4 separate regions of the Mus musculus genome follow, and regions 2, 3 and 4 are each linked to region 1. Evidence: chromatin loops called from intact Hi-C (ENCODE). Cell type or tissue: heart. All regions are shown on one strand. Region 1 holds the start of Ppp2r3a (protein phosphatase 2, regulatory subunit B'', alpha). Region 2 overlaps Ppp2r3a (protein phosphatase 2, regulatory subunit B'', alpha). Region 3 overlaps Msl2 (MSL complex subunit 2). Region 4 overlaps Ppp2r3a (protein phosphatase 2, regulatory subunit B'', alpha).

Region 1 (8,000 bases):
AATTTTTTTTCAAAGTGGGGTTTTACCATATAGCTTAGACTGGCCTCAAGTCTACTATGTAGTCCAGAATGGCCTCAAACTCACAGTAATTGCCCTGCCTCCCCTTCCTGATTGCTGGGATAAAAGGAGTGCACCACTATGCCCAAATTTTTTTTTTCGTTTTGAGACATTGTTTCTATGTAGTCCATCCTGACCTAGAACTCACAATACTCCAGGCTCCATCTCAGAAGCCATAAGGTGACAGTCTGCCACCTCAACATATTTTATCTCAAACGTTATAGTCTTCATCTATACAAGTGTGTTTTGGATGTTTTCTGTCTCTAACTTTTTGAACATTTTGATTATAGAGCAACTGTTTTTACGTCTCTGTCTGCTAATTCTGGTGGCTAAGACAGTTTTTTTGATATGGTCTGACTGGTTGGTTTTCTCAATATATATTATATTTTCCTGTCTGACCAGGCTTCTTGTCTACCAATTCATGGGAAATAAAGGTAATAAACACTACAGCGGTGTAGTCAGTGAAAGATGGAACGTGGGAAGCAACCCAGAACAAAGCATCCATCTCTTTACCACAGAAAGGACAAAGAGCTGTCAGGATGGCCAGAAGGTTGAGTGGATACTGCTCTTGTAGAGGACCAGAGTTTGGTTCCCAGGGACCACACCGGATGCTCAACACTACCTGTAACTTTAGCTTTGGGTGAGATGATTCTCTCTTCCTGACTCTTTGAACACTCGCCTCCACATGCACATTCCCACCCACAGACATCTATATCTACCATACCTGAAAGTCATTAAGATAAATCTTAAGGTTCAAGGAATGAAGAACATTTAAGAGACTAATCCAATGCTGGGTCTGGAAGTTTGGTTCTATGTAGAGTACTTGCCTAGCTAGCATGCACAAGGCCCTGGGTTCAATACCCAGCACTGATAGATAAGCATATAAGTAAAAATTTCTAATTTTTTTTTAAAGAGGGAGAATAGCCAAATGCATTGGGAGGACTTTGCCTGAGTCTTCCATTGTAGAAATAGCTCTTATAAAACATGTGTGGAAAGTTTGAATACCACATCATATATTAAGAAACTGTACATCTTTAGAAATCATTAATTGAAATAGATTCCTTAGTAATTTTGTGATTGTATTTTAAAGTAGGTCTTACCAGTTAATGATGCAGAGTGAAATATTTACAGGTGAAATAATACTCTGAATATGAGTTTCTTCAAAATAACCCAGAGAAGCAAAGAAAACATACAGATGGAACAAATTAGCCAAAGAGTAATAATTGTTAAATTTGAGTGAAAGTGCACAACATTTCTTGTTCTTTCTATTTCTGAATTTTTTACTCTGTATGTTTGCAACAAAACCATACGATATTTGACATTATTCTTGCTGTATATTTTTTCATCATAAAGTTGTTCAGATGTCCCCTTCCCTGAGAAAATGTATACCATTTTCTCTCCCTACCACAAAAGAACTCTGTTCAAGACTATTCCTCTATTATGATAACAAATTTCTCATTTATTCTCAAATATTTCTTTATTTCTTGACTATGCACAAAGACTGTACATTCTATCCATAACACCTTCCTTAGAGACTGGAGTTCAATAACTGTGATAAGTTGGTAATTCACTAAGATAGAGGATGGTTCTATTGTATTGAATCAAATTTCCAGGCATGAAATTGTGTCCTTTTCTGGAACAGGGGTTTTATTTATTTACTTCCTACTTATTGAGACAGATTCTCATGCAGCCCAGGCTAGCTGACTTGTTATGACCCGTAGCCAGCCTTGAACTTCTAATCTTCTAGAATTGCAGGCATGCTCCTCCACACCCAGGAGGGATTATGTCCTTTTCATTCCAGTGGACTGTGTAAGTAAATGGAGGGCAAAGGCCCCACAGGAGTCCAAAGGTAAAGGCAGGGGGTAAGGTGTTGAAGTTCTGTGATTCTCTGTGTACTTCCTGTCCTTACCATCAAAAACTGTTCTGTGACCTTTGTCACTTCTTTGTGTCTTGCCCTTCCTTCTTCACAGGATTGTTCTGACACAAAAGAAGATATTCAACGCGGTATGGTGAAGGACTTTTAAAATAGGAAAGTATAAAGTTGGGTGTGTGATGGTTTTTCTTCTTTCAAGACAACGAAGACCACATTCTAGCTATTAAAAAGATTAACTTGGTGAAATGACTCAGGATGTAGAGCCTGTTTGAGGCAATTTTATATACATTTTTCTTTTAAAAATAAAAATATATTTCTTATAATCAACCTTACACATAGCTACAGAATGTGAAATTGTATACATTTTGTATGCACCATCTATACCTAAATGTATGTACACATCACATATGATTTCACATGTACACATAAGGCACTCTGTAAGCAACTGTTGTTTTGCTAAGAAATGTTGACAGAAAGGAAGAGATAAAACACGTACGCAGAGCCTGTTCTCACAGTTTGCCTAATGCCTGGCTCTTTAAAGTCTTATCTACATCTGGTTCTTCACCTCTACGTGACCAAATGTCACGTACTGTTCCTTCCCCTGACTGGCTTGCTTGTTTTACCTATGTGCTTACATAATGATTGATTGACTTTTTAATTTAGAATTGAACTGCATTATTTTTATTGTTTAGCTGTGGTACTCATGTAGCCCAGGTTGGCCTCAAAGTAGCAGCAATGTCACCAAAGTTCAAACACTTGGAACTTCTTGTTCTCTATCTAGCCTCCTCCACCTCTGCAGAGCTTTGCAGACATACATTACCTCTCCCAGTTTATGTGGTTTTATCCTCGTTTACTATACCAACGGGGTTACATCCCTAGCCCAGTCAGCCCATTTATTTCCCACTTTTAGTAAAAGCAAACCTCGCTTATTATTTTAGCTAGGGTCAAAGCTTAAGAAATCAAAATTGCAAATGTTTCAGAACACTCCATTAAGTTGTGCATTTGTTTTACATAGCTTTGTTTATTTAACAATTTTTATTCTGTTAACAATTCGCTTAAAATAAATAAATAAATAAACTCTTCGTTCAAAATTCACACAACTTGGGTTGAGCGAATAGGAGCATGCTGGTGTGGGCCACAGTAAGAGTGTAGACTGTAGTCAGATGGGATAGCCTCCCGGAAGAGCAGGACAGTTATCGAAGAGGACAGTAAGAAGGGTAATAAAAATAATGACGGCCATCATAAAGTGTATACTCTTAACATGAAATTCAGTCCCCAAATAGTGCGAATAGCCTTCTCCATTACACTAAGTAAATCACAGCGGCGGCCGAGGCGACGGCTCTCGCAGTGCCCCTCAGGGCCCCCTTTCGGAGGAAGGAGAGTGGGAGGAACCCAGCACGGCCAGGTGGGCGGGGCCGGGGCCGAGGGGGCGTGTCTGGTGGGCGGGCCTGTGGCGCTAGTGGGCGGGGCTGTGGCGCTGGCGGGCAGCTAAGCTGCTGGGCGGCTGGGCGGGGCGCGCTCAGGCCTCGGCTCCTCACGCGCGGCGTAAGCGGCCCAGACCCCGCGCTGCGGGAAGCCGGGGTGGCGTGTGCGCGTCGCCTGCGAGCCGAGGCAGCCGCGGGAGGAGGAGCAGCGGGCACTGAGGTAGGCGCACAGACGCGGGGCCTTAGGCCGGTTCTCCTTGGGAGCCCCCGGCCCTCCACGGGCTGGCGAGGCCGAGGGGCGGCGCACAGAGACCGGGGCGGGCGGGGCCGGGGGCGGGGTCTGGCCTGGCCGCAGGGGCCGCGCGCGGTGAAGGGACTCCTGGTGGAGCGCAGGCACGCCACGCCAGAGGACTCCCGGGGCTGGCGGCCGTGGAGAACGGTGGCCCGGGAGCTCCGCGGAGGAGGCCAGGGGGCCGGATGGCCGGCGCCTCCCACCTCGCGGGACGCCCGGGCCGGGAACTCGTTAACAGGAAAGCTTGGCAGGGCAGCAAATGCCAAGGTTCTGGAAGAACTGAGAGTCACGTCGTTAGGCGCTGAGGCTTTATTTTCCTTCCCCGCCCCCTGCCCGGCCTCGGCCCGACTTGGCCAAAGAAGGATGTGTCACCAGTTCGGGGCTGCGGGCGGGATCCCAGCCACTCTGGGCACAGGGGCACCTGAAACAAAGGTATCGGGCGACCGAGTGGCTGAGCTGCGAGCACCTCAGCCGGTCCCACGGTCGCGCCGGCCGGGCTGCAGGCTTGAGGGGCGTTCTCCTTGGGGACCGCTCGATGGAAACCAGCTGGCCCGGCTTGGAGTTGATGTTGCATCGGAACTGTGTTGTGCTCACATTATTTCCATTCCTCCCACTCTGATAAAGCCTAGGGAAATTTTATCCCGCTTGATGGTCTGCAGATGCAGAGGGGGGAGGACAAATTGCTGTTTGTAAATTATAAGGTATTTTCTTTGTAGAAAATAGTTTAAGAACATAGAATAAATGCTTGAACACGTAAGCGGAGAGGATGATTTGTAGTGCCTTTCAAAATTGGAAAAGAGTTCCTCCACGGATCTTCAGTTATGTACAAAACGTCCCCCGCCTCTTTGGTGCCAGGCATTTTTCTTTGTTCTTCCTTAGTGTCTGGCCTCAGTTTCTTGTAAACAGAGCATCAAGCACAGGGACCCTAAGAATTGCCATACTAGGTCAGAGCATGGGCGTCCAGCTAAGCAGGCAGCAGGCTCGTGTTGTAGTAAACACAGGGCTTTCCTTGGCATCGTTAAAAATTATCTCAGTTTCTTTCACTGGTCTCCATGACGATTACTGAAAGCGTTCTTAAAAATCTGTAGACGGCTCCTGATTTGCATGCAATTTATTCACGTTTATTGCATTCAAAAGGCTGTCTCACCACTTCTGACAAAACTTATGGCATGAGATACTCGTGAGAGGGGAAAAATGGATCTTTTACACAGCCTGGAAAGCTCAGGTCAGGAATACAAAGTTTTGCGGTTCTTTGGGGGTTTGTTTGTTTGATTTTTGTTTTGTTTATACACACACACACACACACACACACACACACACACACACTGGAAAAGTCTATCCCAAGGCCCATGTGGTTGGATTCAATGATAGCTTTAAACACCAACAACCTGAATAGTAGGCAGCTAATGCTTTAACATTCACACATATGATTTGCATATATTAAAAAGTAGCTTAGCATTTTACACAGTGACTATCTGGCTTTATCTTGGTCTAGGTAATCTGGCCTTAAGGTTCTGCTAAAACCTCGTATCCTCCGAGAGAGGAAATTTTGCTTGAGCAGGAAGGGAATAAGGTTGGGCAGTTCTGCAGTACAGACTATTTGAAGGTAATAACTTAAACTTGTCAGCCACACATTTCAGTTCCAGTTGAACAGGGCTCTGTCACCTTTCAACAAGTAACTCAAGTTTTCCGTCTCTGAAGCTCTTCTTGACATCCCCTTAGCTCTGCCTTACACCTCAGCAAAATAACCACAACAGAACCCCGCCAAGTAAGGGGGAGGATGCCTCCCTTTTGAATAGTAGCATCCTCAGTCAGGATCTCTCTTATGTGGTGCTGTTGACATTTTAGATGAGATAATACTTCGTCATGGTAGCCTATCCTGTGCCGTAGGTAGAGGATGGTTAGCCACACTCCTGACTTATAATCCTAGCTGTTAGTAGCACTACACACATAAATAATGGCAATCAAAGCTGTTTCTAGACGTTGCTGGGCATACCCTGAGAAGGACCAAGCTATCCCTGGTTGAAAGCCATTGTCGTAAATGAACGGCTGCTTTAATACCAGGACACTGCATTGTCCTTGTTTGGTTATGTATTGACTCTGCTTTCTTAAGCTTAAGGGCAAGAGAAGTCATTTATTTAATGTGTGACAGCCTGCTCTGCAAACTGTGTGGTAGGTAGGTCATGTCTTGGAATACAAAGGTAAAAGCAACTGATTTGATCTCTGCACTTCTGTTTTTATCATCTAAAGAGGTAATTGGTGTGAACATATGTAATTACACAGTTATGTCATTACAGCAGTGCTAAATTCTGAGAGGAGAAGTACAGGTTTCCTGAGTACCTAAAATGTTAATCTTGACCTAGTCCAGAAACTGAGGAGTGTTCTTCCGTTGGGAAAAGAACATGAGAGACAGAATCAGAAGGATAAACATGGGATTGGTAATTAAAGCTTAGGGGACCCTAAGATGACAAAGAATAGCCCCCCCCCCCAGTCCCCAGGAACCCAGAAGCTAGTGTGGTTGGAACTTGAAAGATTAGGGAGGCAGAATGATAGAAGTAGGGAAGTAAGCAGAGGCTGTCTGCTACTGACTTCTCAGTCCAGCCTACTCACCAGAGCCCACACAAGGAACTTAAAACAGTACTTCTTAAAACAGGCCCTTCTCCAGGTGTATTCAACAACAACATATTTTATTCCAGTCAACATTTTCCCCATGCCTTCTGAGTAGATAACCATTGCTAATAGTTTTGTTTACTATTCTGAACTTTTTTTTTTTTTGATAGTTATCTTGTTTACACAAATGGTGGCACTCCCTTGGGAATTTACCCATTTTGATGTATATGGCCTTTCATGTTATGGCTTCAATATAGATTTATCCATTCCCCTATTGATAGGCATGGAATTGTTTCCAATTTATTGTAAATACCACTGTGAATATGCCAGTTCACATGTGAATGGAATAAATTGATAGCAATGTAGCTGTTGGACCAAATATGTTTGTGAAAGATCAGCTATGGAAAAAATGATTTGAACAAGGTAGCTAAAACATAAAAGGTAACTGAGACCAGGATGATAGCAGTGAGGTGGGAAAGAAGTTCATGTATCTATGAGATGCACTTAGGAGGCATGGTTGATAGGATTTAGAAGAAGATAATGGCACAAATGTTGAGGTAGAGAAATAACTTCCTAGGGTGAATTCCAGGGCACTAGCTTGCCCAAAATGTGAATAGTGGAGTTGCTACAGGAAATAGAAAGCATCATAAGAATAGTTTTGGGGTGGATTTAAATCATAGATCATGTTGGGATGCTAAACGTTCATGTAAATGTGCCATAAAAGCACTTTAGAATTCAGAACCCATAGAAAGCAAGCATGGGACTGGAGGCACTGATGTTTAGGTTTAAGTTGAAGTGTATGGGCGAAAGTAGTCATTGCAGGCGCTGCAAATCAATAGCCTAACTTAGAATCTAGACCATGGATGTTTTAGTTTGCCCAGACAGTGGTTTTATCATTAGTTCTGCATTAGTTGCCAGTATTTTTGGATCTGAAGATTTTTAGAGAGAGAGAAAAAAATGAATGGCAGACTAAACTGGCTTTCTTGTATTGCAGCAGTGATCAGAAGTAAGTCAAAACTGATTCCAAGCAACCACTCCCTAGGGCTTGTGCCTGTCCTGTTTTGCCTCTGCATTGTGTGAGAGTGAGTGCGTGTGTGCATGTATGTGTGCACCCGAGTGGAAGTCGAAGATGACTTTCAGGAGTTGGTGCTCTCCTGGGTGATGCAGGATCTTTGTTGTTTCCCTGTGCCGCCTCCTCTAGGCTTGCTGGCCCATGAGCCTTCTGGTGATGTTTTTCTCTCTCTGTCTTCCATCTGGCTGTCGGAGTGATGGCATTGCAGATGCATGCGGATGCACTGTAGCCTTTGAGAGTCAAACTCGGGCTTGCATACAAGTGCTTTTACCAGCTGAACCAACTTGCTGGCCTAATTCTGTGTGCTCTTGAATATATAATCCTGGTCAAAAGAGAATCATTTTCTTTTTGGTTTTACATCAGAAACACTGAATGATTCAAAAAACAAAACCCCACTACAGCTGGGTGGTGAGGTAGCTGCACAAGTATGAGGGCCTGAGTTTCAATCTCCAGTGTCTATGTAAAAATCTATGCCTAGCAATAGAGTCGCCAGGAATTACAGTGCTGTGACAGAGACAGGAGGATCACTGGAGCTTGCCAGCCACTAGTGTGGCTCCAGGATCAATGAGAAACCCTGTGCACCTTCTCTGGCTTCTCTATATGAACATGGGTGCACACATATGTGTACATATACCACCACTGACACACACACACATACACACACTTAAAAAT
Region 2 (8,000 bases), 69 kb after region 1:
CTATCTACTCTGGCATGACAGGTAATGTCCATGTCTCTTCTGGCCATGCCATCTCTTCCCTTCCCTTAGCTTACTCTGTCTAATTGGTGTTGTTTGCAGGTCTGTGGCTGTCCACTCTATTGGAAAGCCCCCATGTTCAGGGCTGCAGGAGGAGAGAAGACTGGATTTGTGACAGCACAGTCATTCATTGCCATGTGGAAAAAGTAAGTATGTGAGCAGTCATTCTGAGGCTAGCAACAAATTGTGTGGTCCTTATTAATGGTATTTATCCTATTAGCTTATTCATTTTCTTTGTATCTTACACGTACAAGTTCTCTGCACAAGACTTTGTCTTTTATGCCTTTAAATAATTCCAGGTATGATGACACATTCCTGTAATCTTACCACTGGGTAGGCAGAGGCAAGCAGATCTGTGAGTTTGAATCCAGCCTGGTCTACATAGGTATTCCAGGCTAGCCAGGGCTATCTACTAAGACCCTGTCTCAAGAACAGGGCTAGAGAGATGGCTGAGAAGTTGATAGCACTGCTGATCTTAGGGGCAATGACCTTAGGGTGATTCCTAGCATCCACATGACTGAGCCTTCTGTATCTCTAGTTCTTGCCTCCTCAGGTACCAGGCATGCATGTGGTACATACAAACAGAACACCAGTACACATAATTTTTTTCTAGTTTTTAATACTGTATCTTTAAACAGTAAAGCAAATCTGCCGAAATACTTTTAAATAGCTATTTTTGGCAGTTTTTTTTCTTGGTTTTACCTATAAAAGTAAAGAGTAAGCATTTAAATCCAATAGTAATGATAGAAGTAAATAAAGATTCTCTTTGAAGGGCAGAACCATGTGTATCACAAGAAAAGCATTCCTGCAGGCTAGAGAGGTGATTCTATGGATAAGAGTGCAAATATGAGGACTTAAGTTCAAATCCCTAGCACCCACATAAAAATCCAGGAATGGTTGTATGTACCTGTAACCCAAGCATGAGACACAGAAACAGAGATAGCAGGATCTCATTTGCCACCCAGTCTTATGGAAACTTCAGGTTCAGTGACAGATGCTGCTTTAAATGAATAAAGAGTTGTAAAGAGGTAGAAAGTGCATGTCCTCTGGCCAGCACAGCACACATGCACTGTGCCTGCACATCCCTGTGAGTGCACTGTTCTCTCCTCCCCACCCCAACACACATACACACACACTCCAGAATAAATTTTAAAAAGAAAAATATACATACAGTCTTAAATATCCAATGGAAAATTGTATCGAGTTGATTTATCAAAATCCTTGCATTCTTACAGAATATAGATATATGGCTTTTCTACATGGGGGTTCTCTGTGTAGCTGCCCTGGCTGTCATGGAGCCGTCTTTGTAGACCAAGCAGGCCTGGGATTCACAAAGATCTACCTACCTCTGTCTTATGTAACACAGGCTGGGCTCATACTCACTAGTGATGACTCAGACCTTCTGACCTTCCTGCTTCCATTTCTCACGTTGAGGACTTGACAGGTGTGTGTTACTACGACACCAGGTGGGTGCAGGGCTGAGGACTGACTCCAAGGCTTTGTACATGCTGGCAAACACTCCATCAGCAGAGCTGTGTTTTGTTCCCTAGGTGTTATTTCTTAAAACACTACATAGGAGAGTCGGTTCTCAACCTTTCTAATGTTGTGACCTTTGAATACAGTTCTTTGAGTTTTGTTGACCTCCAGTCATAAAATTATTTCAGTGCTATGTCATAACTTATTTTGCTACTGTTATGAACCATAATATAAATATCTAATATGCAGGATATCTAATATGTGACTTCCACAAGCACACAAAGTAGTCCTGACCCACAGACTAAGAACTGCTAATTTAGGAGCTTAGAGCCAGTGACTTAGTTAGGGTTTCTACTGCTGTGATGAAACACCATAACTAAAAAGCAATTTGGGGAGGAAAGGTCCATACTGCTATTCATCATAGAAGGAAGTTAAGAACTCAAGCAGGGCAGGAACCTGGGGACAGGAGCTAATGCAGAGACCGTGGAGGGGTACTCCTTACTGGCTTGCTCTCCATGGATTGCTCAATCTGCTTTCTGATAGAACCCAGGACCACCAGCCTAGGAATGGAACCACCCACAGTGGGCTGGGCCTTACATGGAAAATGCCTTACAGCTGGACCTTGTGGAGTCCTCTTCTCCATCAAGGTTCCCTCCTTTCAGATGACTCTAGTTTCTGTGTCTAACATAAGTCTAGCCAGCACAGTCAATCTCCCCTTTTAACTAATAAGCCTTCTTTGTACATATTCTTCTTGCTTTTTCTGGCCTACATACCTTTCCTCCTAGTAAAATGGAAATACTATTTACTTACTATTTAAAACACACACATAATATCAGTAGAATTAAACTTAGAGGATCCTTCTAATTCCTTCATACTCCTCAAAGGATCTTAGTTGTGATATTTGAAAACAAATGATTAATAAATGCATTCCTGGTCTTAAAATTTCCAACAGTAAATCACATTCTTTATTGTATTAGGACTGAAGTGGTAAGGGTATGCAAGACACTATCAGTTAGTATACTTCTTTACAGAACTCCACCCAAGCCAAAGGTTACAAGTACTTCCTATTGTCCCAGTGTATTTCTGGATTGGTTCTGAGTTGTTCAGATACCAAGGAATTGAAGAGCCTTAGGGGAATCTACACCAACTGGACAACACTACAGCGAGAGGAAAAGTAAGAGACTTCTTCAAAGCTAGTGGTGCACATCTTGAGTCCCAGCACTTGGGAGGCAGAGGCAGGCGAATTTCTGAGTTCCAGGCCATCCTGGTCTACAGAGTGAGTTCCAGGACAGCCGGGGCTATACAGAGAAACCCTGTCTCTAACCCCTCCCCCCCAAAAAACCAGAAGTAGCACAAAGAAAGGAAAGACAAAAAAAAAGTACTAATGAGCAGCATGCACTGACAGAGGAAAAAGCATTTGCCCTTGGGGTGGTTTTTTTCTTATTTAATAAAATTATTTTGAGAATTTTATACATGAGTACTATATTTATATCATTTCTACCCTGCCTCCCAACTTCTCCCTTGGTAGTCTCCAAATCTAGAACACGGAACAGGAAAAGATCCTAAGGCCTGAATAGTAGGAACCCCCATCACAGTCTACATAACACGTCCCAGGCCAGCCAGGGCTATAGACAGACTTTCATAAAAACAGACAAACATCACAGAGAACTCAGCTTCGTCTACTCCTTTCCCAGTAGCAAAATCAGAATTTGAACTGAGAATTTTGGGTTTAATTAGAATATAAAACCAGTAAAAACCAGTAGTAAGATTTAAGAATTTAAATTTATAGATGATTGGGCTTCTTCAACTCTCTTCCTTTCTTCTTTCAACTATCTATCCAGGTAGATGCCTGGCCCTGAGAAGTCCTCATCTGTAACATGAACTAGAATGTAAAGGGTTAAATAACCCACATGGCCCTTGTCAGAGGCCTCTTTAGTCAGTGAGCTCAGTATTGTTAGCCAAAAACTACCTAGCAGTCTAGGAAAAAGGCAAGATGTGAGTGTTGATTAAGAGCAAACTGTAAACAAACTGGAGATTAAAAATAAATAGGAAACAGTCTAGCAGAAGAGATATCATATCTAAACAGAATCTGTTGATATTATATTTTTAATATTCCAGGACAGCATGAGTAACGGAGGCTGACTATAGCAAAGCACAACTTGTGTCTAGTTAGATTTACATGTTTACTGGGAAAGTCGCAGCCAGCTTTTAATTGAGACTGTCTCTGAGAGGGTAGACAGAGCAGCACAGCAGTAATGGCCCCCGCAGTCACATCCATCCATTGAAATGAGCTGCCATCTCTGAGGGAAAGCAACTTCTGCAGAAGAGTAAAGGAACAGAAAGTCATGATGGGCAAGTCTGCAGAAACTGCTCACCAAGGGAGTTACAGGGCACCAGCAGCATTCCAATCCCTCGGTGGGAAAGTCCTACTGAATGAGTGTACACTGTCAGTTACTAAAATGGTGTGGGCGCCCTCTAGTGGGACCTCCTCTTAAATGCCATTTAAAAGTCAGATTCTGTAAGGCAGGCTCAAGGGTGAGTATTTAGGAACACTGAGTGAGTGAATGATGGTTTGAGTTACCATCCCTAGGAATGGGATTTGAGTTTTTGAAGTTTTTTGTGATTTTCACCCTTCATAGCAAGCAGTTTGAGTATTTTATATAAAATGTTTAAGCCAAGCATAAGGGTTCATGCCTGTAATCCCCGCACTTTGAAAGCTGATGTAAGAAGATTGCTATGAATTCCTGCATAGTGTGGGCTGCAATATAAGATACCATATTTTAAGACCAAAAAGTATTCAAGCACAAAGAATAACTAGAAGGTGATAATATAGAATTACAATATTTTGACATAGACACATGCATCCTGGCTTACTCTGTTAGTGAGAGCTGTATAGAATTTGAAGTTGAATAGTGAAGTCCTAAGCATAAGGAAATCATTTCCCTGCTGTCAGAGTGCCTTTGGGCTGGATTTAGAACAAGCACCTTAAATTCTCCCCTCCTCTTACGAGCTCTGCACTGGGTGTTGCCCAGACGCTGTAATGACTCTCTCACCAGGCATCTGTGCATGCGGCCCTCCTCACCACAACACTTCTTTCTTTCCTATTTTTCTCTGCTGGAAATCTCACGGGCCTGCTCTGTGCTTTCATGACAGCTGTACTCATTACTCAATACCGCAGTGGTTCCACAGTCGTATGATTCTGTTGGAAACCAAACACTGAACTGTACATTCCTTATAGGGAATAAAACTATCTCATTTTCTTTTATCCAAACCCATTCAAGGCCAGATAAAATACCTGACATACAGTTTGCATTCAATAATCAATTTGATTAATGAAGGAAAATCAGAAAATCTGGAGTTAATAATTAGATATAGATGATAAGAAAAAATTAAATGACCCCAAAGTTTCAAACCCAGAAAACAAAGTCTGAGTAGCACCCTTTTCCCTATTGTTATTGTTCTGGGTTTTGTTTTCAAGACACGGTTTCTGTCCTGGAACTAGCTGTCCTGGAACTAGTTCTGTAGTCCAGGCTGGCCTCAAACTCACCAAGATTGCCCTAGTTCTGCCTCCCAAGTGTTGGCATTAAAGTCATGTGCCACCTCTGCCTGGCTTAGCACCACCATTTTTACAAAAACTAACAAACATAAAAAACAAAGTCCAGGAAAAAGTAGTTGTTTTGCTTTTTCAGTGCTTTGACTTTTCTGTCAGGGTCTATGGAACTATGGTTGGAGGTGAGGAATTCTAGAAAGTCAGAACACGTGACAGAGGGCTTCGTCCCGAAGCTTGTTCTTTAAAAGTCAGAGTTTAAAGCCCCGTGAGGCTTAACTGAATGAGCCTTCTCCCTAATAACACATTTACCTTTATCAGTTAGTTTCACCCCATGGTCTCGGTCTCAAAAACATCCCAGAAGAAAAGTTCACCATCCTGTAATTGACACTCCTTTGACAAAAACCAGAAGCATGGAAGCCATGGTCAGGGGTAACAGTAGTAGGGGACTTGCACAAAGCTTACCCTTTAATTCCCAGCACTGAAAATGAAAAGACAAAGAACATTTGATTCTTAATCTAAATAGCACCCAAGTCAGCCTAAAATTACCAGCCTGTAAGTGTGTAGTCATTGTATGTTCTGAGCACCAGATCTTCCTAACCAGTGTTTCTTTTGTAGGTTGCTAAGTAACCGTCATGACGATGCTGCCAAGTTCATCTGGCTTCTGGCAAAGCCCAGCTGCAGCTATCTAGAACAAGAGGATTTTATCCCTTTACTTCAGGTGATATTTTTTTTTGTACCTTTTAAAAATGGAATTTATTTTTGGAGTATGAAAGGGGGTTTTTTGTTTGTTTCTTTGGCTGGTTGTTTCTGAAATTTTTTGTTTGTTAATAACGGCGTCTTACTGTATAGCCAGTGCTAACATCAAACTCTTAATCCCAAATGCTAGGATTAAGGTATATACCACCATATACCTTATGGTGATTTTTTTTCATTTTAAAGTATATCTATACTTGTAAAGTATAACTATAATTTTTCATTTTAAAGTGTAACTATGCAACTGAGCTACATACATCTAGAAGCCAGATTGTTAAGAATGGTTTTCAAATTGTTTTAGTAGTAAAAAAATCTTGTTAGATGGAATCTAAAACAAAACTCAGTATAAAATGGACAAAGCAGGGCTGTTTCCACTGTATCCAGCCTCCTCCCTAGCCAGTCGCGGTAAGCATGGAGCATCTCAGGAAACTGTAGAATTTAACATCAGCCATCGTTAAGAACCTAGCAGGAACTGATAGTATTTGGAAGAGATAAAATCAGTTTTCTTAATGGAGTGATCCTGGGTGTATCAACAGTTCTCCAGGGCAAACCTCATTGGAAGAGTTTGGAAGAGTTGGCCAACATAAAATGAACTAGGTTGCGAGGGGGGTAGGGGGACCAGGACGGGATGTTTTCTTGTTGTTTGTTTCTAAGAATGAGAAAAACAAAGTTGAGGATCAAAGTTGAGAAAGAATATAATCAAAATAATGTTGTATGGAAATCTTTAAAGAATCTGGTCAGAAACAAGAAAAGGCTATGAAATAATCAGAATAACTGTCACGAACTCTGTAGTCTGGGAGTTCGGTGAATCCTGACTCTTTGGTTTACGCACATATCTAAATGGCTCTCTGATTTCCCACTAAGATCTATTTGTAACAGAAGATTAGAATAGGAAAAAGAGCTGTGCATGATGGTGCTTGCTCGTGCCTGCCTGTAATCCTAGCACTGGAGACAGCAAGAGGATATAACCTACACTATTAAAATACCAAGAGCTGTCTCAAGAAACCAGTGGATGAATGATGAAATAAGAGAATGGAAACTTGAATCAATTATACTGAGGTTTGCAAGGACAGTTGCCACTAGCCCATAAAGGTAGGCAGGAGCACAGTAAAAAGAAAGCATGTGTAGGCGAGAAAAACAAGACACAAAGCCTGCGTATCAGAGCTTTCCAGCCTAGGAATCATTTAAGTTAAGGGCAGTAGGCCTTATTACTACCCCGGATTTCAGGGAGATTAGTGATTTATGCTATCTCCATAGCTCTCTATTTACTCATCCAGGGAACACAATTGTTTGGGACAATTTGCACTGATGGAACCAAATAAATGAAAACAACAGGACACTTCTCATTTTTTCTTTTCTGCTTCAGCAATGTTAAAACCTGTTGTTTTCAAATATGTTTTCTACATGTAGAAAAGATATGTCTCAGATCTTTATGAATAAATCTCAGAACTGTGTGTTTTGAGATGGAGCATTGGCCCAATGGTTAAAAGCAAAGTTGCTCTTGCAGAGAACTCAGATTCTATTACCAACATCCACATGGCAGCTTTACCATCCTCTTGTGGCCTCTGTGTTCACCAGGCATGTGGTGCACAGATAAACATGCAGGCAAAACACTTATATGCATAAAATAAATCCAAATTTTTTTAAAGAAGTTTTTATTTTCTGTCACTTACTTGAGTTTTTTATATTAGCCCTTATTTGCCAGTCTGGAAGAAAATATTAATTTTCCTAAGGTTCCCTCAGCATGGAGCTGTGCCCCAGATCTGAAACTGGGGGTCATTACTGAACTAACAGCAATCCATGGCCAGAAGATCTTTCAAATCCAGAGGTTTTTAGCTTTTTCTGTAAAATGATTCAGTCCCAAAATCTATCCTTTTAAGTGTGTGTTTGTGTGTGCAGATGTGCGTGTCTCCATGTCTGCATGTGTGTTGTATGTATACTCTGTATTCACTGAAGCTTGAGAAAGACATCCTGCCTCAAACACTCCCCACCTTACTTATTCCTTTCAGACAGGATCTCTCATTAAACCTGAGCTCAGCTACTAGCCAGCAAGCTCCACAGATCCTGCTATCTTTGTCACTAATAAGACTGGCAAAGATGTTTAACAAGGATGCAAATTTAAATAGGAGTGTGTTCAAGAGTTGAATTGGAAATACACTAACTA
Region 3 (8,000 bases), 170 kb after region 1:
TCTCATTTGTAATCAAGATGGTCTCAAACTTGAACTCTCCTGCCTCAGCCTCCTAAAGAGCTGGAATTACACACATGTGACACCAGACTGGGTTTCAAATTTCAGTTCTAATAAGCTTCATTTTACAATAAAACAAAAAAATTAAATGCTTTGTCCAGACCACTAGAGCAGATTGTCTCATGCAGCCATACTTGATAGTACTTTGGACACAAAAATCTTCACTAAGCTGCTACAGCAGTAACCCAAAGATCTTCCTGCCAACAGCTGAAGGGCAAATTTTGACCAAAGGTTTTTCACCAAGAAAAAATAACCTGGCATTTCCCTAAATATATAGGCACTAATATATACACAATGATACTCAGAGACAGCCCATACTAACAACTGACTATGAAGACTGGGAAATGCATCAGATGGAGTCACCCATCTGGTCTCCTCTAATTCTAGACTTCTGTATTATACATGGCCAGAAGCCCAAATTTCTACACCAGCCATGTTCTACTTCAAAGGAAGTGTTCAGCAAAATTCCTAAATTAAAAAATTCTTTGCAAGAGCAGAAGAGGGGAGACAGGTGGACTAAGAGAAGGCTCAGCAGTTAAGAGTGCTTCCTGGTCTTCCCAGATGGCCGCTTTGTTCCCAGCACCCACGTCAGTGGCACACAACCTGTAACTCCAGCTCTAGGGGAGCTGACTCCCTTCTCTGGCCTCCTCGGGTACTTACCCATGTACAGTGTGCACATATACATATATACAACACAGAGACAGATCTTAAAAACATGTTAGGCCGGGCAGTGGTAGCACAGGCCTTTAATCCCAGTACTTGGGAGGCAGAGGCCAGCCTGGTCTACAGAATGAGTTCCAGGACAGCCAGGGCTACACAGAGAAACCCTGTCTGGAAAAAAACAAAACAAAACACAACACAACAACAATAAAAAAAAGAATTAACAACTTTAAAAAATTAAAGAACCCTCTTTAAGTTGAAAGCTTTCACCTTTTCACTTAAAAGAAATCTTTCTAATGCTTCTCTTAGAAAATTCTAAATTGCTAGTCACTCCTCTAATCATTTATTAAGTAAAATAAGGGCTATATGAACACAAGCATCATGGTGTAAATCTTGCATACTGAGTTTAATAATCAAGACCTCTGGCTAGGGAGTAGTGGCGCACGCCTTTAATCCCACTTGGGAGACAGAGGCAGGCAGATTTCTGAGTTCGAGGCCAGCCTGGTCTACAGAGTGCATTCCAGGACAGTCAGGGCTTGCAGAGAAACCCTGTCTTAAAAAAAAAAAAAACTAAATACAATAGAGTGGGTAGCATATACAAAGTATATACATAAAAGCATATACAAAGTATCTAAAAGGTTTATCCAGAATAGAAGAAAGAGCAGGACAGAACAAAGACCAACTTAATGTTTATAAATTAGTGTTTTTTCAGAATTTTCCTTTGATATTTTTAGGCCATGGTTGACTGCAAGTAATTGAAATTGTGCAAAGTACCAACTACAAATAGGAAAGATGTAATACTTGAGGTATTTATATGCTCTTGTTCACAATAACCAAGAGGCAGAAGCAATCCAAATGCCCATCTATGGAACAATGGAAAACAAATACATGTATATACAGAATTATTCCTCAGCCTTATAGTGGAAATTCTGTCACATGATATAACATGGAGAAACCTAAGGACATAAATAATGCCAAGTAAAATAAGCCAGACACAAAAAAGATAAATAATATCATCCATTTCTATTAAGCATACATACAGTGCAGTCAAGTGTACCCACACAAAGCTAATAAGATGGCTTAGCATTTAAAGACACATTGCTGCCAAGCCTGAAGATCTGAGTTTGATTCCCTAGGATCCACATGGTTGAGAGAACCATAAGTGTGTGCACATAAACACATATACAAAATAAATGTTTAAAATTTGTTTTATAAAAGCAAAGTAGAACTGAGGAAATGGATCAGTCAGTTAAGTGCTTGCTGTGCCAACATCATGACCTGAGTTTATTCTTCAGAACCCAAAGAAAAAGCTGGGCCCACCTATCATCTCAGGGCTAGAGAGGTATACAACAGGACCCCTTAGGCTTACTGCCCAGTGAGCCAGCCTAGCTGAGACAGACAGACAGACAGACAGACAGACAGACAGAGAGAACTTATTGATTTCATTTCCTTTTTGTGATGCTAGAAAGCCAAGCCCAGGGTGCACATGCTAATAAGTAAGCCTTCTACCAGACTCTACAGGCTGCACTGAGGCTATGAAGCCCAGACTATAGTCTCCAATGCTGAGTCCTTCTGTTCCACCTCCCAAGAACTGGAATTAAAGTCATGTGCCATCAGACTCAAAGAGAATAACATACTAATTATAAAAAGGACTAACGTTTAAGAAAAAGGATAAATGTAAAACCTTAAATTAATAATATTGAGGACCGGAGAGATGGCTCAGAGATTAAGAGCACTGACTGGCCTTCCAGAGGTTCTGAGTTCAAATCCCAACCATCTGTAATGGGGTCCAATGACCTCTTCTGGTGTGTATAAAGAGAACCACAGTGTACTTACATACATAAAATAAACAAATCTTTAAAAAAAAGACTGTGCAAGCTAAAATTTAAAAACAAATAATACATATACAACTAATTACTCAGATGGCCTTTAATTTAGCTTCTCTCTAAAAGAAAAAAAGTATAAAGTAAGTCACACATGAATCAGAAGTCCCCTGGTATTTACAAATTAGGTTTTTTTTAATATTTATTTATTTATTATATGTAAGTACACTGTAGCTGTCTTCAGACACACCAGAAGAGAGCATCAGATTTTGTTATGGATGGTTGTGAGCCACCATGTGGTTGGTGCTAGAGAGATGGCTCAGCGGTTAAGAGTGCCGACTGCTCTTCCAAAGGTCCTGAGTTCAAATCCCAGCAACAAATACTTTTTAATAGCAGTCAGATACAGAGGTACAGTGGTGACTAAACCAAGTAAAAATAAGACTCCGCCCATGGGGGAGCCACCCACCTCCCAGCACCATGTAATAGGAGCACCACATAATATGCAGGACTATGAAGAGATGGCAAGTATACAGGGATATTGAGATGGCTCAACAGCTATTAACAATTGCATACAAGGTTGGCAACTTAAAATTCAATCCCCCAGACCCACATAAAGATGAAGAGAACCAACTCCAGAAAGCTGTCCTCCAAACTCCATGCCTATACATCATGCACATACACACATATTGCACTCACACTAATAAAACATTTTTAAGGATTAATTTATGTATGCACATGAGTGTTCTATGTGCATGTATACCTGTATGACAGAAAAGAACATCAGACCCCCCCCCTCTTTTTTTAAATGTGATTGTGAGCCACCATGTGGTTGATGGGATTGAATTCAGGACCTATGGAAGAGCAACCAGTGCTATTAACTGCTAAGCCATCTCTCCAGCCCACTAATAAACATTTTTTAAAGTCAGTACATTTTAAAGTCCTTAACATACAAAACAACAAACAATACTGGTCACTATGTCCATACTATTTCAGTGGAAAATATTAATCTCCAATCCAGGCCCTGCCTACTTATTAACAATTATAATACCTAAAAGGCAAGCCTAAACCACTTTGTTTCTAGACTCATTAAAGTACCAGGATAATATTTATATTCCAAAGTACAAATCTGACCATATTATTTTATAGGACTTCAAATATCTCCCACAATAACTTCAAGTTCTAACAGTCTAATCTGTTTATCAAATGTATACCACTTGAAGACTGACAAGTTTACAAAAACCTTAAATCCATACAGCTGGTGTATCAATTCTCAGACCAACAAAAGAAACCCAACTACCTGACAATGCCAAGCTAACATTAAAAATAAGACCTTAGTACTGACACTTAAAAACAGTACTCAATTACTGTTCCAGCCACTCCCTGTGATCTGGAAATAACAGCAATTCTCTGCAGCGCTGCCACCTCATTCATTAGAGATGTCAGACTCTTGAAATATACAAAGTAACTGAAAAACAAACAGTGACATTGTTAACACTTCAAAAAAACAAATCTGCAATCCAGTGACTGTTCCACATTTAACAAGTGACCTGACTGTTACAGGCTCTTTTTCATCATGGGATATGAAGCACCCTGGGGCTGGAGAGTGGGGCTGGAGAGTGGGGCTGGAGAGTGGGGCTGGAGCGATTGCTCAGTTAGCGCACTGGTTCAGTTACTACCATCCACATGGCAGCTCTCAACTGTCTGTAACTCCAGTTCCAAAAGATCCAACACTCTCTTGTGGCCTCAACAGGCACTGCATGCACACAGTACAGATATATAAACTAGCATACATACTAGTGATACACATACAAAAGATAAATAAAATCTCAAACAAACAAACAAAAAACAACCTTTGTAAGTGAGATATCGAGCATCCAGTATGTGCCAGTCCAAGACTTTCAGTAGATAGATTTGCTCCTGTAAGTTTAAAATGTTTCAAGACAGGACTAAAGAAAAAACTAAGCAGATAACAACACTCATATGGCAGCTCATAACCATCTGTTAACTTCAATTGCAAGACATCTGGCAACACCTTCTGGACTCTAAGAGCACATATTAGGTATACACACGCATGCACACACATACACACACATGAGTGCAGCCAAAACATTAACACACATAAAATAATTTTTTTTTAATTTTTTTTCTTTTAAGACACTACAGCTAAGTACAGTGGCACACTGCATTTAATCCCAACACTCTCAAGGTAGAGGCAGGCAGACTGTTGTGAGAGGCCAGCCTTAACTACACAGAAATTCCAGACCAGCCAGGACTAGTGAGGCCTTCTCTCAAATTAAAAAGAAGAAGAAAGCCCACCATAGGAGCTGAAGAGATAGCTATCCAGTTAAAAACACCTGCTACTAGCAGGCGGTGGTGGTACCTGACTTCAATTCCAACAACTGGAAGGCAAAGGCAGGCCAGCCTGGTCTATAAACCCAGTTCCAGGACAGCTAGGGCTACACACACAGAGAAAACCTGTCTTAAACAAACAAGCAAGCAAGCACCTGCCACTTTTACAAGGAACGGGGATTAAGTTCCTAGCACAAACTAAAACTCCAGTTCCACGGGTTCCAAGACCCTCTTCTGACCTCCTAGGGCACCTGTGTGCCCCTGGGGCACATAGGCACTCAGGCTTATTATTATTTCAAAAAGTAATAATAAGCCCACAAATAACTACATTTAAGGAAAAAACAGATAAAGGAAACTAACTAGAGCAAATTTTAAAGCAACTTGTGTTCAGTAGTACAATGGTTTAAATAAAAATGGATACCACAGGTTCATAGGGAGTGGAATATTTTGAAAGGATAAAGACTTGAGGTCTTGTTGGAGTAGGTGTGGACTTGCTGGAGCAGAAGTTTATCACCAAGGGAAAGCTTTGAGGTTTTAGAAGCTCAAGCTTGCCATGCGTGTGTTTGTGTGTGCCTCTCTCTTTTTCTCTCCTCTCTCTGTCTCTCTGTCTCTGTCTCTCTTTCCCTCTCTCTCTCCTTGTGGTACCTACAGATCCAAATACAGAAGCCTCTGGCCTCCTTCTCTAGCACCATGTCTGTTTGCCAGGCCACCATGCTTCCTGCCTTAACACTTATGTGCTACACCTCTGACCCAGTAAGGCAGGCCCAGCTAAATGTTTCCCTTTGTAAGAGCTGCCATGGTCATGGTGCCCTAACTAAGACAAGTAGCGCGAGAGAGCGCGAACATTGGGCTTTTCCCCTCCCTCCTTGGGCAGAAAAGAGTGAAAGGAGCAGCACAAAATGCACAACAAACAGTTTTCCCCCCAGAGACATACATACAGCAGGTCCTAAGATAACTATCAAATCTGAGTTGAAAGGAACTATAACATAGCCTAACAACTACAACGAAGAGTTATAGAGGTAGAGTGAGCAAGGAACATTCACAGAAGGGAACAAATTGAGTTTTAGGACCTTTACAGAAAGTGAGCATTATCTTAAGGCAAGAGAAACTTTAGGGAAGCCAGGCCCTACGGATGCAGGACTCTAGTGGCAAGTATTCACAAGGCTGAGGAGTGACGGTCACTAGTTTAAGGACCTAGTTCAAGCTAGTCAACTATACATGTATATGATATGCACAAGGTCCCATGGTATATGATATGCACAAGGTCCCATGTTCAAGCCCCAGAAAGTGGGGAAGAAACATAAGGAAGAAAAATATAAATAACATGCTTAAAAAGGTAAAAACAAAATAAAAACATCTATTTTATTGTGGAATATTGACCACAAATACAACATCCTATTTACAGCACCAGGACAGAATTAAATTTAATTTTCACATATTTATTATTTTCATGAAATAAAACTGCACATGAATATTATTAGTGAGCTTGTTTTTGACCTTAAAAAAAATTATAGGATTGCACCTGGCACAAAAATAAGCAGTGCTAGAGCTGAATAAAAATAATTTCTCCTTCTCTTCATAATCATGGGCTTGTGGGGTATGGGGGAAAAACTTAGACCAGTATCTCTTATTATCAAAATGTCATGAAAGGCCACCCAATTTTAAGTAAAACCCACAAACCTTTTCCATAATATGAAAGGAAAGGAGACAAGAGCCAAAGAGAATAATCACTAAGTTAAACAGTCATAAAATCAATTGTGTTGCCAAGACTTGAGTATTAAATAGGCTTCTTATGTGGAACTTCAGGGCCAATGAGATAGTTCAGCAGTTAAGAGCACAAACTGTTCTTCAGGAGACCAGGGCTTGACTCCCAGCACCTACATGGCAGCTCATAATAGGAACTCCATTCCCAGGGGATACAACTCTCTTCTGACCTCCTCAGGCACAGCACACACAGTGTATACACACACACACAGACAAAACAGCCAAACACATAAAAGTAATCTTTTTAATGTGACTTTATATTTAATGTCTTTTTTAAATCCATGTTTAAATTATTAAGGCCATGCTTAGTTAAACCATCTCTGAATAATTTAAAATCCCACCTGGCGTGGTGGAACACACCAAGAATCCTTGCACTGAGAAGACTGAGGCAGGATCTTCATCAGTTTGAAGTCAGCCTAGTATATGTAGTGAGACATGTCTCGGAAAAATAAAAGAAAGAGAGAGAGAGAGAGAGAGATAGAATATAGTGTAGAGCAGGATGCTTATCTGGCCCTTGAAAGCCCTGGGCTGCCCACTCAGCGATGCAAAAAGCAAAGGTTTTCAAGTTCCAAGCACCGTCCACAATCACCATTTTCTAGCAGAGCTAAGACCTGCCCATCTGGTAAAGAGGGTTAACATATTTTCAAGTGTTAGCTGAAAATGCCTTTACTAAGTACAACTGTCTACAGAATAATATGGCCATGACCTTACTGACCTGTCTGTCCCCTACTTTACCACTTCAACAAACCTACTGATCCTCCTCAAAAACAAAGGGGGAGGCATGTCAGGGAGAAGTTGGGCCACACCAGAGCCTCAAGCTTACACGCTCTGTAAGTGAACTCAGAGGCAGGGCCCTGATTTTGATGACCAGCGCCACTAAAAAATTAAAAATGAGACTGCAAGAGAGAATACCATTAAACCAAGCAAATTCTCAGTCCACTCCCCTTGGCTTTATCTAAACTGAAAGCAAACTAACAGCACCTAGCCCTAAAGCCCTCACTTCACACACCAAGACGCTGAGGCCTAAGGCAGCGGTTTAGTCATCTGCTCTGAGCGACTGCTTCCCTGTAAGTACTGTGTGTTAGTCGTCAAGGCAAGTGCTTAATCACTTGGTTGCTTAAACGCTTACGAAATTAAGTACCTAACCAGGAAAAACCCAATCTCCACCCTTTTGGCACCCCTCAGAGTCCGGCCCTGAGCTATACAAAAATGATGGATGAATCCTGAATACCATTTCTATGGCTCAGCCATTACTATCTCCACTTCAAGGGCCTCAATGTCTAAATTGTGACTGAACAGAGAGTCTGGGTTAACAAAGCCTCCAACACAGTAAGTGGAGAACATCAT
Region 4 (8,000 bases), 52 kb after region 1:
AGAGATAAGGATGAGTCTCCTCTCACAGATGTACTTTTAAAGACCATAGTGCTTTGACACATATTTCACAGCATGGTGCTTGTAATCATTAGTATATTCTTGACCAACTCCAGCCTTCTGTTTTGATGCATATGAACTTAACTCTCATTTCAAATTCCTGAGATCATATTATCCCCTGAGTTCTTATATGTAGTTAATGGTTGATGGGTGAGGGAAAAACATTTTTGCAGTGGTTATAGCTACTGATAATGTGCTCATACACCTATAAACAAGTTTTAAGGCTTGATGTGGTGGTACACACCTATAATCCCAGCATTCTGTAGATAGAGGCTGGCAGATCCCTATTAGTTCAAGGTCAGCCTGGTTTGCATAGTAAGTTCCAGGCCAGCCAGAGCTACACAGTGAATCCCTATAGCAAAAAAAAATTTTTTAATTAAAAAAAAAAATTAGCCATACTGCCTCCTCTCTACCTCCTTCCTTCCCTCCTGCATCTGTTTAATGTGTCAATGAAATGAAAATCTTCTCTTTCCTTTGTTGGTGGTGGAGTTTTATTTGTTTTGAGATAGGGTCTTGTCAAACTGCCCAGGCTTTGAACTTGTGATCTCTTGCTTCAGCCTCCTGGTAGCTAGAACTACAAGTATGTGCTACCATGTCCAAGTTGATTTAGAATATTCATTTTTTTCCAAAAGAGCCAACTTCCTTTTGTTAGTCAACATTATAGTGCTGATATATCACAACCTCCTCTCTACTATGTAACTTATTTCCTCTTGGTGTCTTCTTAGCAAAATCCTTTTGACTTTATTGTCTTTCTGCAACTGCTTCCAACACTACAACATGGATTCTCAACAACTAGGCTCCCTGTCCTTGTAGTGTTGTGTTTCTATTACTCATGTTTGTCCAGTCTTCTTTGCTGCTTGGATTATCCCAACTGCCTTCCTAACTGGAAGTTCTTGGCTGATGTTATCTTGGTCTCCATAACCACATTCAGCTGAGACTGGTGAGTGATTGTAAATGACCCTGTGCGCAGAACAAGAGCTTGACTTACTTGGCATAACACATTGTTGATGAGCAATAAACACTATTTTGATGTAGGGGGCTGGTTGGTTGGTCTTAGTGTTTGTGTGTGTGTGTGTGTGTGTGTGTGTGTGTGTGTGTGTGTGTGTGTGTGTGTGTTTTCTTTTTCCAGTCCTGAGAATTTTCCAGTTCAAGACTTTGTGCATTCTAGGTAAGCACTCTAACATTAAGGCACAGCTACGCCCCTAGCATAACATACTGCATTAATACATAAATCAAAATAAGTGATTTAGTTTTCCACTTAATTGTCAATTTTTTTTAAGCAACCCTTCTTAAAACATTGCCCAGAGCTGACTCTTTCCAAAGATAATTAAGGTTATATATCACTGCCTTCATTTTATAAGAGAGAAGGCCAGATAATTATAAGATTTAGAAAATTGTTTTCAAAACAATTGAGTTTCAGACTAAGCCTTACAGAATGAATTCTAGAGGAGGAAATGTATTGGCCTCACATATAATTTTATGCCACTTTTCCTGACTTACCTTCCATTGGAGCACATCTTCTTTCTCCAAACTTAGTACTGCTCTCCTGGGTTCCATAGATGCTTTTATGACATAAGAAGGGAGAGTCTTTTCTTGTTTGAGATACTGAAGGCCTCATTTTTAGGGTCTTAGCAGTAAGGTCATCCTCTCCTACATATGCCTCTGCCAAGAAACCCACAAAGCCCCCGCTCAGGAACTTGTCATTTCATATATCTTCCTCTAGTGGCTCTCAGCCACCACCCTTCAATACAGTTCCTCAGTGCTCACTCCCAACCATACAGTTATTTCTGTTGCTACTTCATGACTGTAATTTTGCTACTGTTATGAATCATAAATGTAAACATCTGTGTTTTCATTTCAGATGTGAAAGGGTCATTTGACTCCCAAAGGGGTCACGGCCTACAGATTGAGAACCTCTGCTCTAGAATAAGCTTTTTTTTTTCCTTTTTTTGGGGGGGGGGGGGCAAAAGAGATAATCTTTCTGAATTTGAGGTTATCTCTCAATACCTTATAATAGCCCAAAAGTAAAAACAGCTCAAGTGTCCAAACAATGGAACAAAATACTGGTACATGCTACCTCATGTGAGGCCTTGAAACATACACAGAGAAAGAAGCCCGTCACAAAATTATCCTTCATACACAGGCATGCTTATTCTGGAGGAATGGTCCACAGGAAAGGAATTCCAGTCTTGGCAGCCAGATCTCAGAATAGCAGCTGTAAATAAACCCCAGGGAGCCTCACAACAGAAGGCGTTAGTTGGTCTCCTGTGTGATTGTTGCCCTGGAGACTCTCAGTGTGCACAGTGCACACAGGACTACCTGTGTCTTCAGAGGAAAGAACGCAGGTTATAGAGCCTGCTGGCGTCTGTAATGAGGTGTGCTTAGACTCGATCTTTCCCAGTAAGGAGGAGGCCACACTAAAAACAATGTGTTTAGCTTCTGTAGATCAGCTGTGCTCCTTGTAAGTCAGGTTCTCAAATCCTTACCATCAGTAACTTATTGCTACAACCAGCCCTTTACTACACCCTTAAGGGCCCTGACCTTGTGCCCTTTGATTTTTTTAATTTTTTAAAACTGTTTTATAAATGAAAAATTAGAAATTATTTCATCATGAGAAAACATACATAAATGTTTCCTTAAGAGCAACAAAGTAAGTCTTCCTTGGGAGCTTTGAGCAGCATTTGTTTTTTGGTGTGTGTTGGGGAGGGAGGGCAGAGGCTGTCTCATCATGTAGACATAGCTGGCCCAGAACTCAAAGAGGCATGCCTCTGCCTCACAAGTACTGAGTTTAAAGGCATTCAGCACCACACTTCACCAGAGTTTGGACTTTTAACCATTGTTCTGACCTTAAAACTTAAGAAATATACAAGAATTAAATGAAATATGTAAATATTTCTTGTCCTTTTGTCCAATTCACCATTGTCCTAGGAAGCAAAGTAAGAGAGCTAAGAAGCTACTTCACTGTCATCTCTGTTTTCATGGCCAGCACAGCATCTGGCACGTAGTGACCATAAAAATACTTGAATGGTGAGTGACTTAAAGTTAAACTTGCCCTGGAGAGTTTAGATACCACTGGATAATAATTAATTCATAAAATTTTACAAATATTAGCTATTTCACCTGAATGTGATTAAGTCTGACAATCAGTAGAGAAGCATTTACATATGGAAATGTATATCTTAAATATTTTAATTTTTACATTTATTTATTATATATGCATATATATACTTTTATGGTTTTAGTTTTGTTCTTTATGGTGTTTTATATTTTCTAGAAATAAAAAAATAAATCCTGATTGGTGAGATTAATTAAGAATAAATAGTGAAATATAAATATGCATAAGAGAATACTTTGGTAATTTGCTCATAAATATTAAAGTGAGGACAATATTTTATATATGGTAAAATTATGGAATATGTTTATTTCTTTAACGTCCCTCAAAGGAAAAAGTCTCATAAGCTCAGAGTGTTCTGTTTGATCATCTTTTGTGCCCTTGTTTGGTAAAAATTCCATTCATCCATATGTATCTGATATTTCTTTGCTCAGATGTTAAGTTGTTCACTTTCTTAAAAACACTTTTGAAGGTAAATTTTCAAACTATATAATCATTTCAAAGGCTAAAATACCCTGCATTTAAAACTAATAATATTTTTGTAAATTATCATATAAAAATGACTATTTCTGTCATATTTTGAGTGAAGAGATTAGGGGAATATGGAATAATTGCTTCCCCTTCTGATAATAATTAAAAAGCTATTCTTGAAATAATTCTTTTACATTTGAAGTTCAGTTTATTCTGTTTTGTTTTTTTAAACAATATCAAGTAGACAAAAGACAAAAATGCCCCACATACTCTTTTTCACCCTGGTTTGAGGATAAAGTATTTGATCAGCACCGTTCTCAGTTACAGAAGTTAGCATTATCTGAGAAGTTGCTATTCTTAGGTCCAACTGTAATGTTTCTAATTGTGGTGCTAGGAGTAGTGAGTGCTTTCTTTCCCAGAAGGCTCTGCATTCTCAACACGTACAGGTCAATTTCACATAACGCTACCACAAGAAGCAATAGGCCCTTTTGCAGGCTGTTTCTAACTGGAATATTATGAGCAGACGTTGCGAGTCACAGGCTGTATTTGGAAACCAGCTGCATGTCAGGACAAGCATGGATTGTGGTCCCAGGAGGCTGAGAGAATACAATGATTAAATATAATTTATTTGTGAGATAAGAAGAAAAAAGTATCTTTCTACTGACAAGACTGACACTGTCTTCGGAAGTGAGCTGCCCGCTTGGAAAGTAAACATTCACTTTCCAAAGATGATGATCAAGGAAACGTCCTTGCGAAGGGACCCGGATTTAAGGGGAGAGTTAGCTTTCCTAGCAAGGGGCTGCGATTTTGTTCTCCCATCACGGTTTAAGAAGAGGCTGAAGTCATTTCAGCAGACACAGGTTTGAAACTTGGGTGTTTCTTTTAAATGTTTTAATTACTAATACAACCCCCCCCCCCAGTAAACTAACACACAAATAATTTTATTACTCTCTTGTATCTTGATATTAGGTCAAGGAATTAATCTGTGTTCGCTATTCAGCTATTTACAGAAAGCTATTTGTAGAGGGATTCCAGCTGGTTTAAAAATAGAGCTTCTGGACCCGGAGTACAGTACTCACATTTTTATCCTGTAGGGAGGAATCCTGTTTTGCAGACAATAAATACAACTTACTAAATATTTATCAAGCATAGTAGAAAGCAAGAATTCCTGTAGAAAACTTATTTTTTTAAGTTTAAATCAGTAGATTTTATTACGATAATTATGAATGTTTGTCTGAAAGAATATGGATCTTGACATTTGTAAAAGCAGAGTATTTTTACTATATTTATTAGTGTGTGTATGATGTATGTGAGCACACATGTCATAACATACATGTAGAAATCAGAGAACAACTTTACAAAGTCAGTTCTTTCTTCCCCCTTTATGTAGGCCCTGGGGATCAAACTCTGGTCACCAGGAGTGTGTGGCAAATGCCTTTATCCACTGAACCATCTTAGCAGTTTCCATTTTTATATGGCAACAACTGTGTGTGTCTGCAGTACACTGTGGATGTGTAGACAATGAAGCATAACAATTTCTTCTAAATTTTAAATAAATGCCATCCTCTAGCAAGCTGATACTGATTGCAGCCTTCGATGACTAGTCTCTGCTACACTGCTTACTATCTTAGGGCCAGTGTCTATCTCACCACATAGGTTGCCTAACGTGGAATACAATACAAAAAAAAAGGGAGAAGGGACTATATAAATGCTAACTATCCAAATTCCAGCAAGGAGCCATAATTTTATAGTTATTCTGACCCAGAAAAACTTCAAATTTGGGGGGTGAGGTATATGACATTTCTTTTCTTTCTGTGTGTCAGAATGGTCAAATATTGGAAATATTATAATGACAATAGCAGTGGCTGTTCAGACTGACTACGTAATGCACTGATGCTGAAAAACTGAAGTAGATAATTGAGATACTTTTCCCAATGTATTCTTTTTTTTATTACTAGTCCTATACTGGACCAAAACAGCTTTAGTTTAAAATGAAGATATGTCAAGCCTGTTGGCAAATCAAGCAAAAAAAAAAATTACAATTTTTTAAAATCTATGTTTATAAAATCAGTTTTATTATACTACTTTAAGGTTTAAATTATGTGTCTTCTATTAACACAACTGCAAGCATATTAATAGAGCTGAAAGTTCAGAATAAATGCATTCTTTTTATATTATTTTTCCTTATTAACCAATGAATTAATAAATACTGTCTTATTAGTCATTTGCTTTGTATGAAGAAGTATACACACAGAAACGAGAACAGTAGGTTGTCAAGTGTTTGCCCATTCAGTTAACTTTGGCAGTGTTTGTTCTAAATGTGTTCATCTGTCAGCACAAATGCAGTGAACATTGAAGATCTTGCTCTAGAACTCAGCTTGTGTCCATACCCACTAGTACCAGTGGTCCTATTCTAATGCCATAATTGCCCTGAAATTAAACCTAACTTCCCTGCATAGCATACTGTGAAAATATTTTCAAGAAACAGAATTTTGATGATTGTATACTTACAGTCTCACAACCCTTTTTCTGCACAAAATAACACCACCTAGGCAGAGCCCCTGAAGAGCCGCCCTGTGTCAGTTTTAAGAATACTCTGTGGAGCTGCCGACTCATACGACTGTGCAGTGCTATTTGCAGATTTAGCATTAAGGCAAAGAAATGTTTTTCAAAGCAGATTATCACTTTGCTAGATCAAGAGAGGTTTATTAAACTTTAGATTGCTTTACAAATGGACATGATTATTTATTTTGAATCTAAAGGACTTTGCCAAATTCTGCATTGTTTGTAATCTCTTGAGAACCCCACTGTTTGGCTTTGTCACTTGTTGCCTTTCACAAGGACAAATGTGCTCAGCTCTGCTTGGAACCCTTTATCTCTGTTGCGTTCTGTTATTTCCTTTAGTGCCCACAATCTTCCAAAGACTGGGGATTATGATTTCTGTTTATTGCTGAAATTCTGAAAGACTGGGGAATGCTCCTGAGGTTCCCGACTAGTGAGCCCTCTCTGTTTACTGCTGTGGTTTATGTTCACTGCCCCCGTTTTCCTCTATGCTATTCCTTTCTTGACTATGGTTTATATGAGATCACTGTTTAGAGTAATTTTGAAAAGAAAGAACATTTGAATAATACTTTGTGTTCACAGTAAATTAAACAACAACTTAGGTCTGTGAAGGTAGCTTAGTGGCAGAGAACCTGCCTACCATCCACCAGTTCTGGGTGAGACTTCTAGCCGCCCCTCCCCCCCCAAAAAACCCCTAACTACTCAATAGCTGTGTTTATCTTTCATATTTTATGTAGCATCTAATTCATTGCCATGCTCATGACTCTTGTTAATTTAGAACCCTGCAAAACTTCATGAAATCCTTTATTATTTTTTTTCTGCTAGGAATCTCAGAACTGAATTTATTCTTCATTGGTTTAAAAAAAAAAAAAAAAAAAAGCTCCTAAAAAGCAGAGCCTATGGGGTTGGCAAGATGGGTCAGCAATTAGGGACTCTTGCTGCTCTTAGGGAGGACTTGAGAGATTGCCATCATCGACATAAGCTCATAACCACCTACCTAGAACTCCAGACCCTGTAGATCAGAAGCCCTCTTCTAACCTCCACTGCACCAGACATGTACGTGGTGCACAGACACACAAGAAGGCAAACACTCGTATCTGAATGGTGCTAGGCCTCCCTTGACCCTTTCCCTGATCCTGAGTAATATCTCTCCACTGCCTCCCCATTTCTCTTCACACTGTGCCTTCCACTGTCCCATGAAGTACACCACAAGTACTTTGGGGGAAAAGGAAAGATATAAACTATAAATTAACATTTACTTAACTGTAAAGACTGATTAAGATGAAATTAGTGACCCTGGTTCTTGCCTATTACAGTATACCAAAAATGAGTTAAATTTATATCTTAGAGAAAACACCCCGCTATCTTAGGGGAAGGAGCAAACAAACCAGAAGGTTTTTTTCTAAATATTTGTCAAGTGCTGGTAGTAATTCTACTTTGACAAAGTCAAACTAGAAAAAAACTAAAATATCCCATATCCCAAATACATTTCAATGTATATTTTCTTTTTAAAGAAGGAGTCTCATGAAGCCCAGGCTGAACTCCGACTTGCTAGATAGCAGAGGATGACCTATATAGCTCCTGACCCTCCTACCTTCCAAGTATTGGAACTACAAGCTTGTACCACCACAACAGGTTTTATTCAGGACTTGGCATTGAACCCACTGCCTTGTGGATGGTAGTCAAGTACTCTACCCACTGAGCTACATCCCCAGCCCCTAACTGTATATATTTTAGAAGGCCCTATGGTCACCACTATACCACCAATACAGACATTAGTTGTATAATTTTAAAGAAT

Evidence for each region. A loop is a pair of places that touch in the nucleus more often than their neighbours do. Peaks named below come from ENCODE experiments on the same cell type or tissue, not always from the same donor. Only the 100,000 strongest peaks of a DNase experiment are listed, where the experiment ranks them.
Region 2: a loop joins it to region 1, with 3 times the contacts of the local background. A loop is called at or near these places in 13 of 42 quality-filtered maps.
Region 3: it touches region 1 in a loop (4-fold over the local background); 4 of 42 quality-filtered maps call a loop at or near these places.
Region 4: it touches region 1 in a loop (4-fold over the local background); 13 of 42 quality-filtered maps call a loop at or near these places.

Annotation. Positions count from the first base shown.
Region 1 is chr9:101,247,236-101,255,235 of GRCm38, reverse strand. It overlaps Ppp2r3a (protein phosphatase 2, regulatory subunit B'', alpha), which reads left to right and starts at 3,404. Exons shown (of 14, transcript NM_001161362.3): 1 at 3,404-3,574. In heart, a CTCF peak has its summit at 3,783; DNase peaks (open chromatin) are centred at 3,395 and 3,705; H3K4me3 peaks cover 2,304 bases; H3K27ac peaks cover 2,028 bases.
Region 2 is chr9:101,178,136-101,186,135 of GRCm38, reverse strand. It overlaps Ppp2r3a (protein phosphatase 2, regulatory subunit B'', alpha), which reads left to right. Exons shown (of 14, transcript NM_001161362.3): 4 at 100-203; 5 at 5,699-5,801. Among named protein-coding and RNA genes, the nearest start is that of Gm24338, 41 kb to the left of the region's middle. In heart, a CTCF peak has its summit at 4,007 (motif pointing left); DNase peaks (open chromatin) are centred at 3,965 and 5,725.
Region 3 is chr9:101,076,451-101,084,450 of GRCm38, reverse strand. The region is part of intron 1 of Msl2 (MSL complex subunit 2); the gene reads right to left. Among named protein-coding and RNA genes, the nearest start is that of Msl2, 5.7 kb to the right of the region's middle. In heart, a CTCF peak has its summit at 4,276; no DNase peak of the experiment used is centred here; H3K4me3 peaks cover 2,820 bases; H3K27ac peaks cover 510 bases.
Region 4 is chr9:101,195,131-101,203,130 of GRCm38, reverse strand. All of the region lies in intron 2 of Ppp2r3a (protein phosphatase 2, regulatory subunit B'', alpha), which reads left to right. Among named protein-coding and RNA genes, the nearest start is that of Gm24338, 24 kb to the left of the region's middle. In heart, CTCF peaks have their summits at 4,739 and 7,820; a DNase peak (open chromatin) is centred at 2,330; H3K4me3 peaks cover 3,629 bases; H3K27ac peaks cover 4,988 bases.